Regions from separate parts of the Mus musculus genome. Here region 2 is linked to region 1. The links are chromatin loops, found by intact Hi-C in ENCODE. Cell type or tissue: heart. All regions are shown on one strand. Links, peaks and the distances in the headings refer to the core of each region. The heading gives the core; the rest is flanking DNA.

Evidence for each region. A loop is a pair of places that touch in the nucleus more often than their neighbours do. Peaks named below come from ENCODE experiments on the same cell type or tissue, not always from the same donor. Only the 100,000 strongest peaks of a DNase experiment are listed, where the experiment ranks them.
Region 2: it touches region 1 in a loop (1.8-fold over the local background); 1 of 42 quality-filtered maps calls a loop at or near these places.

Annotation. Positions count from the first base shown.
Region 1 is chr11:68,386,613-68,394,256 of GRCm38, forward strand. It overlaps Ntn1 (netrin 1), which reads right to left and starts at 214. Exons shown (of 7, transcript NM_008744.2): 1 at 1-214. In heart, for the core only: a CTCF peak has its summit at 3,179; DNase peaks (open chromatin) are centred at 1,529, 1,849, 4,009 and 4,539; H3K4me3 peaks cover 2,185 bases; H3K27ac peaks cover 3,649 bases; H3K27me3 peaks cover 4,397 bases.
Region 2 is chr11:68,258,516-68,263,515 of GRCm38, forward strand. It overlaps Ntn1 (netrin 1), which reads right to left. Exons shown (of 7, transcript NM_008744.2): 4 at 1,982-2,131. Among named protein-coding and RNA genes, the nearest start is that of Mir6406, 40 kb to the left of the region's middle. In heart, for the core only: CTCF peaks have their summits at 2,097 and 2,828; DNase peaks (open chromatin) are centred at 2,886 and 3,186.

The DNA.
Region 1 (7,644 bases), core at 799-5,798:
TAAGTGATGGCAAAAGAGAAAGAAAAGTTTGCCTGGCCCAAGCCGGGGAGCCCGCGCGCCGGACTGCAGAGAGCCTCTCGCTGGCGGCTAGCAAGAGCGTCCTGTCTCAACGCGGGCTTGCCAGCTCCATGCCCGGCGCGGCCGCCGCTGCCCCAGCCCCGGCCCCGGCCGCCACCGCCGCCGCCTCTTCCTCCCGAGTGACGACGCGGCCGCCGACTCCCGCCGCGGTCCGAGTGCTGCCCTGCCCGCCCGGGGCGCACACACACACACACACTCACGCTCGCTGGCGCGCACTCACACACGCACGCACGCCCCCGAAGGCTCTGCCGCCGCCCGCCGCTGCCGCTGCCGCTGCCGCCGCCGCCACCACTCGCGCTAGGAGTGGGGGGCGGAGGGGAGCGCGGAGGCGGGGCCGCCGGGCGGGGCGCCGGCCAGTAACGTCGGCAAGCAGCCGCCCGCTCACGAGCAAAGTTTTAACCCCGGGAAGAAGAAAGTTAAAGCCAACGGGCCCGGGATGCTCCAGAGGGCGAGAGCGAGCGGGTGGGAACCTGGGAGCCGGAGAAAGAACAGCAGAGACAAAGAGAAAGCAAGAGGAGCGCCCGGGGAAACCCCGGAGAGGGGGCAGGGCCGGCGCGCACCCTGTGGGGGTGGGGTGGGGGCGAGAACGGCTTTCTCCCTCCCGGTCCCAGCCAAACACATCTGTGTTTGTTTTCTTTTCTTCGCAGAGGTCCAGCCTTCCTCCAACCCAGACTGGTGGCCCCGGTGGCACTACGCTCAGGGCCTTGCCCCTATGGGCACTCGGCCCCAGAGGCGTGAGGAAGGGGAACTGGAAAGGGATGTGAACTTTCTGCCCCTAGGCTCTAGGGGATGGGGTGGGGGGCAACAAGAGGCAGCGCCTAAACCTCACAGAGTTGTCACTGCCAATTTTCTTTTAGGCCTGGAAGCTGTGGTGATTCGAGGCTAAAGGCCAAGAAGCTCGGACGCACCTGGATAGTGGCCTACTCAGGTCTATCCTGAACTTCAGAGATGGGGCCAGTTCAGTTCTCCCAGGGTCCCCTGAAGCTGACTTGGCAGCTCCTAGATCCTTTTTTTTTTTTAATATCCCTAGGGAGATTCCCACAATAGCTTTGCATAGTACCAATTGACTCTACTCTTCAACTAAGGGTGTGGAGGCTTCAGAGGCTAGGGATAACTTTCCCAAATTTCTGGCTACTTATATGTGTGTGTGTGTGTGTGTGTGTGTGTGTGTGTGTGTGTGTGTGTATGTATGTGTGTGTATATATATATAATTTGGATACAGTAATCTGGGCTCCTGGCCTGAGGCAGTGGTGTTCTCCTGTGGGTGGTGTGCTTTTGCCACTTCAGCTACTCTGGAGGCCGAAGGCTTGAGAGCTATCTTAAGCCCAGGAGTTCAAGGCCAGCATGGGGAACATACCCCATCTCAAAGAAACATGAGCTCTCTCACCACGTTTGTCTAATGGATAACCTCGCGCAATTACAGTCTCCTGGGGTGTCCTCGGGCCACCCAGCCTCTGGCCTGGTTCTCTGTTGCCTTAACAAAAGGACTGTGAACAAGAATGGTAACCTTTGGCTGTCTTGCAGCTACAGCCAGAGTTCAGAGGTGAGAATCTATCCAGCTGCGAGCTTGAAACTAGTTACTGTTAAGTTTCTTTCTCATTTAGAATGTGATTCAATAACAGACTCAGACAGAAAAACTCCACTCCTGATTCTGGCCCAAGGGCTTCCTTGCTTCAGCCCGCCTCATTCTGTTCCTTCCACTTTCATAGACTCTGAGAACCTAAGAAAGGGCCTCGGGGATGGGCTGGCCCAGCTTGTTCTCCTTGGACGAAGGCCCTTCTTCCTGGTCTTCCTGAGAGCTGGCCACCCAAGCCAGCTCTTCCAGGGAGGCAGGCCAGCTACAGCCCAAGGAAATAAATCCATGTCATTGCGGGGACAGTCTGGACTCACCCTTGGTCCCTGGGGTTGTGTTTTAGCTTTGCCTGTTTATGTCGTTTACCACTCTGTACTGTTTATTTATGCCTTGCCTTGTGGTAGAAAGGACTGCAGGTGAGTTACAGGGGTACTTAAAACACGGCAAAATAACATAAATCAGAAATGAGGCAAAAGGGACTACAAGAAATGTTTAACCATGGTGGACTTTGACATCTCAGTGGTATGCTGGAAGGAGACAGGGCACTTGGAAGAACACAGTTTGGAGCCAGAGTGCCTGCATCCAACTAGTGCCTCTGCTGTGTGGCCTGGGCAAGTCTTTGCATCTTTCTCAGCCTTGACTTTCTCACCTATAAAAGAGGGATACCAATATCTCTACCTCACAGGATCATGAGCATCAAATTAGTTGACACACAGGAATATTACAACTTATAGTACATATGCTTACATAGTGTAATTACATAACAACTCAAATAACCTGCTACATGTATGTCTATGTAAATACACATAAAACCAGGACTGGGGTGTAGCTTTCTGGTAGAGTGCTTGCCTAGCACACAGAAGGCCCTTGATTCAGCTGCTAATACTGTGTGAATAAATAGACACATATACAGAAAGCCAGCCATACGGTAAAGAAGCATTATGAATTTATCAGTATTAAATTGCTAAAGCAACACAGAAAATTTTAATTACTTCAAGAACATTTAATTATGTGGAAAGAGTTTTGTGACATTGGAAAAGCAAGCTGGAAAAACGTGGGCAATCTAGTGTCATATGTGTGTGTGTGTGTGTTCATTAGAAGACAGTGTCAGTAGTGGGTTTGTCTTGAGAGGGAAATGACTCGTGATGTTGACTTATCTTTGCTGTTATGTTCTCAATTTTCTATAACACAATAGGAAGGAAATCTAAGAGAGAAAAAGGCAAAGGGAAGACAAAGTAGACGCGGGAATAATGCCAAAATTCACCCGGGGATGGCCTATTTTCCTCCTGTGGGTGGGCGACCAATTTGTTCCTAAGCTTTCCCGCAGCCAAAATGAAAAGGAGACCATGTCCCTTACACTAGTCCCAGTGTCCGTGAGATAAAAACAGAGCCATGGCTCAAGAGAATTACAACTCTTCTTGGTACTAAAATCAGACAGGAATTTCTCCTGGGGGGGCCTCATAAAGGGAACACAGTGTGAGGTAATGAGCAAACATCCCCCTAATGATCACAGCCGAGAGCTCCTAGGGGCAGACGCTGGGATCGGCCCTGCAAATAGGCGGATGGCATCGCACCAAAACAAGTCAGGAAAACAGTCTCTCCAGGAGGGGTCGAAAAGGGATAGATTGGGGTGCTCAGCTCCCTCTGATCTCGGTACATCTTGGAGCAGCCAAAAAGTGGGAGTACAGAGTTTTAGCCTTGCTGTTTCTCCAGAGAGCTTTTGATAGATCTTGTGAGACAGCAAGTTTGAAATTACCCTCCATGGCTTGTGGGTTTTCTGCAGTGCTAGACCAGTGGGCTCAGCAAGAAATGGGGAGACAGCACTTTTTACTTTTATCATCATTTAAAGCCTAACTTGATCTTCTTTAGTTCTTCCTGCTAGGCAAGACAGTCCTCGAGCTGCAATCTAAGGGATCTAGATCTTCTGGAATATACTAGAACTTCTTTCTTTACCTTTATTCAAAATCCACCCCACCCCCACCCCACCTCACCCTGCTCTCTCCTAGGCAAAATGGTCTCCCTCCCTCCCTCCCTCCCTCCCTCCCTCCCTCCCTCTTTCTTTCTTTCTTTCTTTCTTTCTTTCTTTCTTTCTTTCTTTCTTTCTTTCTTTCTTTCAGTGACTTCATGGAACTTGGATTTCTGACCAGTCAACAGTCTCTCCCAGTACACTCTTCAGTTGTCAGTGTCCCTTTCCGAAGCATGCTGCCTTTTGTGGAGACAAATGAACAAAACAGATGTCCAAGTGTTCCTTCTCCAAGTGGGGGTTATAAATACACCCCAGGAAGGCATGTCGGGCTCTGAGCAGCGGGATCCAGGGTACAAATGAGTTCAAAACAACAGAGGAGCTCTTGGGTGAGAAAGCAAATTCCCAGGTGTTTCGGCAAGGAATGCGTTAGGAGGGAGGAGCCACCATCCCGGGCTTACAGCCTTCCCTACCTGCAAAGCTCAAGGATGAAACAAGCTAGGAAAGGAAGAAGGGAGCAGTGTGGAAACTTGGGGATGGCCTCAGAAGAATCCGGGGACTCAGGTGTCCAAGCAACTGATGAGCAAGAGTGTTGTAAAGGAATGGGGTTCAGTGATCACCTCCCCTTGCCTTGAAGGTCAAGATAAGTTCTGAAGGGAAAAGGCCACTGGTGACCTTGACAGGGCATTGCTGTGGAGTGGTGTGGACACAAGCCAGTCCGCCTTAGGTTGTGGAGTGAAAGTGAGGTGAGAAAGGAGAGATAGCAAGTGTGGACAGCTTCCAGAAAGCCGCGTTGACAAGCGGTAGGAAAGTGGGGGGGGGGCTAGCAGGAAGGTGATAAGGGAGGATGGCAGGCCTGGGCTTCCCATTGTTTATAAGATAAGGCTATTCGGAACATGCCGCATGTGATTGAAAGGGGCCCGCCCGCCCGAGAGGTGGCAATGTGATCAGTCAGGTGGCCCGAAAGCTTCCCAGGTCTCAGTGAAATAGGAAGTGACAGGATCAGGTGGGAGTGGAGGCAGGGCCGTCACACCGGAGGTTTGAGGGCACCTGACTGCATTATGTCCTTGTTCCCTAAGATAAAGACAATGGCTTGCTGGGAAGAATAAAGAAAGAGCCCAGTGAGCTTGATGAGCCTTTGGAAGAAAGGCAGTAGATAACAGCCCCCACAGTCCTGGGACGCACACATGGACACAGGACCTCTGCAGCCCCTGTAAACCTTAAAGGACAGCTCTGCTGCACGATCATTTGGCCAAGAACTATATATGTAGCTATTTCAACTGCAGCATCAAGAAGTTCACATTGCTCTTACCCTCTGACACTCTCTTACATCTTGCCCTCTTGCTCCCCTTCCCTTCCCCCCCTCTTCACGTGGCCATGGCCGACCTCCACTTATCTACTCTCTCCTCCTCTCTGCCTTTCCCTGCCTCTACTACCCTCTTAACTCCCCTCCGCATGCCCTAAATAAACTCTATTCTATACTTTAAAAAAAGAAAGAAAGAAATTGAAATCAATGACATTTAAAGTGGTTGCTCAGTTACCTCCACTTTATTCGGGCTGCTAAGGTGCATTCCGCTCTCTCTGAGACTTCTGGACAGAGCTAAGGAGAGGATTCAGGAAGACAAAGAAACATGGTGGGAAGTTACTGAGGAGGCCTCTACCCAAAACTGGATGCAGGAGGAGTGGGGTCCCCACGAAGGTGGGCTGTGTGGCAGCATACGACAGGGAAGGACATTCCGTGAACAGGATGGAAATTCAAAGGAGGATATAGCCAAGAGATGGGGCACAGAGAGTCAAGGCTTAGGGTCTGGGAGGAAGAGAGCAAGGAGGCAGAGCAGACCTCAGAGGAAGGAGTGGCATGGCCTCCATCTCCTAAATACCCAAGAGCTCTGTCTTATGCATTTATCACTTTATGTTAGCTTTTATTTCAGTGTTTGGGATAGAGCCCAGGATCTTATACATGCTAAGTCAGTACTTTACCACTGAGCTATCCGACCCAGCACACAGATCCTACTTGGTTTGGTTTAGCCCAATCTGGCCTTTAACTTGAGATCCTCCTGCCTCAGCCTTCCAAGTACTGTGATGACCAATATGAACCATTACTCCCAGTATGGCTTTTACTTTTGAAACCAAGCATATGGTGTGCCTCTTGGGCACACAGTCCTCTCATGAGATATGAGTTAGGATTTCATTATTTCTATTTTACAGGGCGATAATTAACCCACCGTGGGTAAGGACAGGAACAGATATTGGAACTAAAATCGTTTTGTTGGTGCTGGAGAGCCGTTGTGGTTAAAATCAACTGTTGCTCTTCCAGAGAACCCAGGTTCAATCCCCAGCACCCACATGGTAGCTCACAGCCATCTGTAACCCCAGCTCCAAGAGATCTAACTCCCTCTTCTGATCTCCATGGGCACAAGGCACACACATGGGACACTGACATGCTTGCAGGCAAAACCCTCATACACACAAAATTAACTAAATAAATCTTAATTTTTTAAAAGGTCTGAGTTGGACAGTGATGGTGCACGCCTTTAATCCCAGCACTTGGGAGGCAGAGGCAGGAGAACCCCTGTGAGTTCGAGGCCAGCCTGGTCTACAGAGTGAGTTCCAGGACAGCCAGGACTACATAGGGAAACCCTGTCTCAAAAAGGGGAAAAAATAGAGCCTAATACGAGTGTGGAGCTGTTAGCACCTATGGACAAGTTGTCAATATTGAGGCCTCAATCCTGGGGAAGGAGAGAGGAACTTGAGGTCTGCCGGAAGTGTGAGCTTTGGCATGAATCCACTGGAATTTGAGCACCTCTCTGCTGCAGGTTAGAAGACAGACTTGGGGGACCAGATTTCTGGGACCCCAACATGGTCCAGAAATTGTAACCAGAGGCAATGTGGGGGCATCTGGCCTCTCTAAACTGATGTTTCCTTGAAAAATGCAAAAAAGTTGGTTTAGGCTAGTACTTGATTCCTGTTCTCCAACTTGCATTTGGTGAAACTTTAAACAAGTTGCTCTACCCATAGGGGAATCACTTTAATCATTTTGAAACGGAAGGAACTACATCTGATTTTTATAGGCCTGTTATAGGGATTTGAAAAGTGAGGATGTGGGCTGGCGAGATGGCTCAGTGGGTAAGAGCACCCGACTGCTCTTCCGAAGGTCCAGAGTTCAAATCCCAGCAACCACATGGTGGCTCACAACCATCCGTAATGAGATCTGACTCCCTCTTCTGGAGTGTCTGAAGACAGCTACAGTGTACTTACAATAATCAATAAATAAATCTTTAAAAAAAAAAAAAAAAAAAAGAAAAGTGAGGATGTTTCATATATGATGGGCTTCTGTTTGGGGTGTGTGTGTGTGTGTGTGTGTGTGTTGGGGATCTAATGTAAGGACTCACACATGCTAGGATAGTGCTACACCCAAGCCCCAGCCTGTCTTGTTTTTAATAATTGCAACCCTCAGATCTACTTGCCAGATCACTCAGCCTGGAAGAATTGGGGGGGGTGTCCTTTCATGTTGAGCTTTCTGGAGTCTGGCTCACCAGTCTGGCTACATGGGTCCTGCTCAAGGGACTTGCAGGTCCCTGGAGGGTTCTGGAGAGGAAGTTACAGGCCTGCCTGTGTGATGCCCCTGTGTTCTAGGGAGTCTTCCTTTACTGGGGATCCTTTGTCAGCATCTCTAGGTCAAACCCCACCTTGTGCAGGCTTCTTGGTTGAGGATTCCTGAGTTGAGTTGAGCACAGAAATCAGTACAAATCCTAAATCCACCCAATCCTTTCATCTACCAGGGCTCTTTGAAGGAGAGAAAATGCATGTGGATAAGAGAACCCAGCAGTTGTCATTTATTTTCATTTGCAAAAACACTTTTGACGAGATCCCACCCTAAGTCCTTCTAGAATAAAGAAACTGGGTCACAGTGGGGGAGGCTTTGTCATGGATGGGAGAGCCTCCCAGAGGAAGGAAACAAAGGGTGCAAATGAAAGGATAGGTCCAGGGTAGAGAAACTTGTGCCCCCACCCCACCCCCCTGTGAACTC
Region 2 (5,000 bases), core at 1-5,000, 130 kb before region 1:
CTAGAATGGAGCCCAGATCTACTGTCTGGGGGTGGGGGGGAGATTTTTGTACTGGCCATCATCCCTCCCTTTTCCAAAGCAAGTCAGAAAAAAGAGAGCATCGAAGAGGGCCCAGGCACTGGCTTTGAAAGGTCCTTGAGGGATTAGTACTCACCATTCCGAGCAACCTGAAGGGGGGGTGGAACGCTACTCACTGACAGAACAGGTTCCCCAGAGGCCCAAATATGCGTGGCACCTGACTTTCTAAGTGTTTCTCTCATAGCTTTATGGGTGTGCAGAGAAAAGGGTTTCTATAGGCTGTGAGACTGGTGTTTGAATGCCATAGTGGGAAGGATTTCTTTTCCTTTCACTGGGGTGAACTCAAGGCCTGGGGTGTCCTAGGCATGCACACTTCCACTGAACAACCTCCATTCTACGCACCCCTTCCACCAGCTGTACCCTGAGAGGACATCAGAAGTGCCTGACACTAACACTGAGTCATCTGCTGACAGAATACCCACAGGGACACTCCGACAGAGACTCCTGATTCATAAACTGCTCAGAACTGCTCTCAGAACCAGAGCTGACCTGGTCTGGAAGCAAAGCCCACAGGTAGTAGGACAGACAGACAAGAACAGGTAGTGGGACAGACAGACAAGCACAGGTCGTGGGGCAGGAGAGATGTGGGCTGTCTAAGGTTCCCGCCGATTTGAGGCAGGGATGACTGTGACTTCTCTGAGGAACATCTAGGAATCAGAGATGGCTCCTGGCATGAAGGGACTCCAGGCACTGGCCCCACAACTCTCGGCCGGTTCTGAGTCCCCGTCACTAATCAGTCATGGAGATGACTAAGGAACTCTGAGAACCTCAGAAATTGAGATTGACTGACTTCTGAAAAGGGCCAAGTAGCAAATATTTCAGGCTGTGTGGGTTATAGTCTCTGCTGCAGCTAGGCCATTCCACAAAGCAGCTGCAGACAATATGTCTTTTTCTTTTTCTTCTTTTTAAAAAACTTAATACAGGGGCCTCAGTATGTGTAGTCCAGGCTAGCTTCAAACCTTCCATCTTCTTGCCTCTGCCTCCCGGGTGCTGGGATTACAGGCTCACACCACCATGCCCCGTGACTTCATATGCTTTTTATTGTGTCTTGAAATAGTATCCTTCCTTTGATTTTTTGTTTAAATCATTAAAAAGGTACAAGGCACTGTGCCAAGGGGGACGGGGGGTGGGGGTGGGGGGACAGCCTGCAGCCAGCTCCCTGGGTGGAGCATGCCAATCCCGCTCTCTAGAGAATCCACTTGGTTCTTTGGACTCTAGCTTGTGTGCTGAGACTCTCTCCTGCTCCTCTGCCCAGGGCATCCCTTCTTGGTTTGGATAGCCCTAGCCAAGGAATCACTAGGATGAGGCTGGACCTGGGTTAGGCCTGACTTGCCAGCCAGAGCTCACTTTCTGCCCATGGTCACAGCAGCATGACCCACCAGATGCAAAATACAGAGATGCTGCAGAGCCAAGGCCTGAGTACCGACCCTCTTTATATAACATCTCTTTGGGACCTCTACTTCACTGCTCCATTAACCCTTCATAGGGGTCATACGGGCCATGTGCAAGAATCTGAGTAGCTTCTCTCAAAGGCCTAAGGCTTCGGTCTGCTCTTTTCAGAATCTGAAGCTGTGGCAGGTCCCCATGCTCACTGGGTCTGGGATGAAAGTAGCACGTAGGGGTCAGGCTCATGCTGGAGAGGAGTCTTGCTGTCCAGCCTGGAGCCAGTAACTCAGTGTTTGTAGGACTGAGAGCTATGGGCAGTCTGGCTTTAATGCACATAGCTGCTTCTGAAGGTATTTCCAGGCCTTGGAGTCTCCTGGAGTCACCGGATCTTACTGAACACCAATGAACGAAGAGATGTCCATTGGTGATGGCTAAACCCACTGGACATGAGCAACCAGCCCCTACAGGGTCCCTCCCCCATCCCACTCCAGGAGACAGGAGAAGAAGATACACATACTGATGCAAGGGGCGATGGGGGAGCGGCTCTGCTGGTAGCCTTTGGCACATCGGTTGCAGGTGATGCCCGTCACGCCGTCCTTGCAGGGACATTGGCCAGTGGTTTGATTGCAGGTCTTGCCAGCAGCACCCACTGGGTGGCAATCACAGGCTGTGTGAACATAAAACAGAAGGATCAGAGAGGCTGTCAGTGCCCTTCCTGTCCAGGGCTGTCCCATGGTCTCTACCCCAGAGAGGAAAAAAAAAATGAAAAAGAACAGGTAGGCCTAACCAAGCTCACATGTTCTAGGGGTTCTGAGATGGGTTGCCTACCTACCACCCAAACCAAAATGGACCTACTTCAAAGGCTTGCTTGAGGAATAGGAGAGGGGAGCCAGGGAGCCCCTGCAGAGCCCAGAAAGAAGGAGGGCAGACACTTAATTATGATGTCAAGCAGTGGAAGGGGGGGGGCACTGAAGGGTAGAGGTACTGGCTTCTCCTCCAGATTTCTCTGTGGGCTCCTGGGTGGAAAAGGGTTTGGAGCTGATGAAGTTCAGGGAACCTGGCCAGAGGGAGGCAAAGGGAGGAGGTGCCTAGGATACTGCCACTTGCTCAGCAGCCACATGCCCAGATCCCAGACTTCTGGGTCACTCTAACACTTAACCTTCAAACCCCAACTAAACGAGTAACTGTTGAACTAGTGAACCTCCTAGGGGCCTCCTGGGTCAAACTGGAAATGAATCAAGGCCAGAGGCCACTGCATGAACATATGACCCTCCTGGTTTTGAAGAGTGAGCTCTGGTGAAAGCACCCCAAAGCTCCCTCCCAGTGTTCCCTTTGGGGGAGCTCTCTGCCACCACCATGAGGCTCCAAGCAACATCTACCCCCGCAGGCAGAGACCATCAAGTCATCTGTGCCTGAGCAGTGGCTTCGCTGGGGAAGGAACAGGGTAAAGGAAGCAGTGTTATGCCTGTTCCTGCTGCAGGAAGCCCAGGAGGGCAGGGCGTCCCAGTAACAGCAATCTCTAGTCATTTCAATTCATGCCACATGCTGCTTTGTTTCTGTCCCCAAAGGGGACAAAAAATATCTAGGAAAATAAGTGAGAACTGAGATCCCAAAAGAGCTAATGTAAAAAGTCCCTCCTCAGTACACTTGGCCCCGAGAGGCAGCCTCTCCCTAGGCCTCCAGTCTGGGAGTGGCCGTGAGGCGACTCAGGGAAATGTGTGCATAGAGCCAGCCTGTCTACGGCGCTCAGAAAGGAGAGCAATGTGAACACATGTTCGTCCCAGTGGTGTCAGAACATGCAGAAACATGGGGAAACACCAGGATGAGGAAGGGTCTGGGCCGGAGGACAGAGGGGCCTGGAGGGCTGGCAGCTTGCTGGCTCCTATGACATAGTGTCTCTGAGAAGCACTGGGGCTGTTCCCATCTTACCCCTTCTTACATTTTGAGGCTGAAATATCCCTTATAGATCTTCCATGTTTTGGAGCATTTGTTACATGGCTTGTGGTGTGATTGTGAAGACTGTAGATGGTGGAAAGTAGGTCACTAGGGGTGGGTCTTATATGGCTATATCTGCCCCCGGTTCCGGTTTTCTCTGCTTCCTGGCTCATTCCACACAAACAAGCCGTCTCAAGCTCAAGGGCATCCTGCATAGCGCGAGGTCACCTCTGCCATCGTGGAGGAAGACCCTCTAAGAGTGTGAGACAAACGCCATCTTCCCTTGGGCTACCTTGTCACTAGCACGGGGAAAAGTAGCTAATGCCATTGTAGATGGGAAAATGTCTCTGCTGAATCATTGTCTTCATCGGTATACCCTAAATCCAAGTCTGTACCCCTTTTAAAAATGAGATCTAGTCTTGATGACCTGTGGAAAGGGTGACAGTGAGGAAGAGCTGGCTGCAAAGGACCTTTGACTTTTTCCTGCAGTAGAAGTGATATGGGCGTGCCTCTCAGTTGGTCATGTATGAATAGAGGCCACAGCATGGGATCGCACAGTCGTGAGCCACAGATGTGGGCATAGGCATATATAGGGACGCCAGGTTCTTGTGCCAGCTGACCTCTCCTGGCCTGCTCTGCAAGCCCCCACCCCCCAACCCCCTGCAATCGAATTCACACCATGACCATCCTCCTTGGATGCCGATGGAATTCAACTGTGTGCCAGTAACTTCTGGATCTTTAGAAGGTCACAAAAGTTTACTTGGTTGGTCACCGAAGATTCCAAGCCAGATCACACCTAGGCACCAGCACTGGCCCAGAGTGTCTTCACATTGGTAGGAGCTTGCCCAGCACAAGCTCTGGATGGATGAACATGGAAGACTATGCATTAAGCCCTGCAAGCTGAGACCTCATCCACCCTGGCTGGCCCAGCGATGGCAAGGTCAGGGACCAGATGAATTCTGTATGGTCCTGTACTCTGTATGGTCAGCTCATCCTAAGGGTTCATCCTCAGCTTAGATGTAAGCCAAAACTTGCTGCGGAGTTTCCAAATCTTTCTCCTAAGATTCTGTAGGTCATGCAACTGGTCTAACAGAGGCAGCAGTGTGTGTACGCTTCTACACCCATCATCATCTATGCACAGAAGTCACTAAAGGCTCACATCCAGGCCATGCCACCAACAAAGCATCTGCCAGCAGAGGTGTACCAATCAAGACTCCAACAGACCACGCCAGCACACCTACATTCTCATACGCATACCCTGTGAGAACGGTCTGATTGTCAGAGGACAGGGCAACCAGCTGGTGAGACCGAGGAAGGATCTGGAGCCCTGAGAGGAGAGGATTCCAGACCCCTCACCCTTTCAGGACACACCTCAGCACTCCTCCTGGCTCTTTCACAGGGAAATGAGCTCTGCCCTCTTTCAGGCACTGTGAGACCATTGTGTGGCTCAGCACCAAATGCAGCCCAGTAGAGACCCACCCTTCACTCATTCCCGATCCCCAGGCAAGTAGCCCCAGAGTAAGACCTTTCCCCACAGACACAGGGAGGAGAGTGGCTCAGATGGCACCCTCTGAACAAAGAAGAGTGGGTTTTAAGTGTGA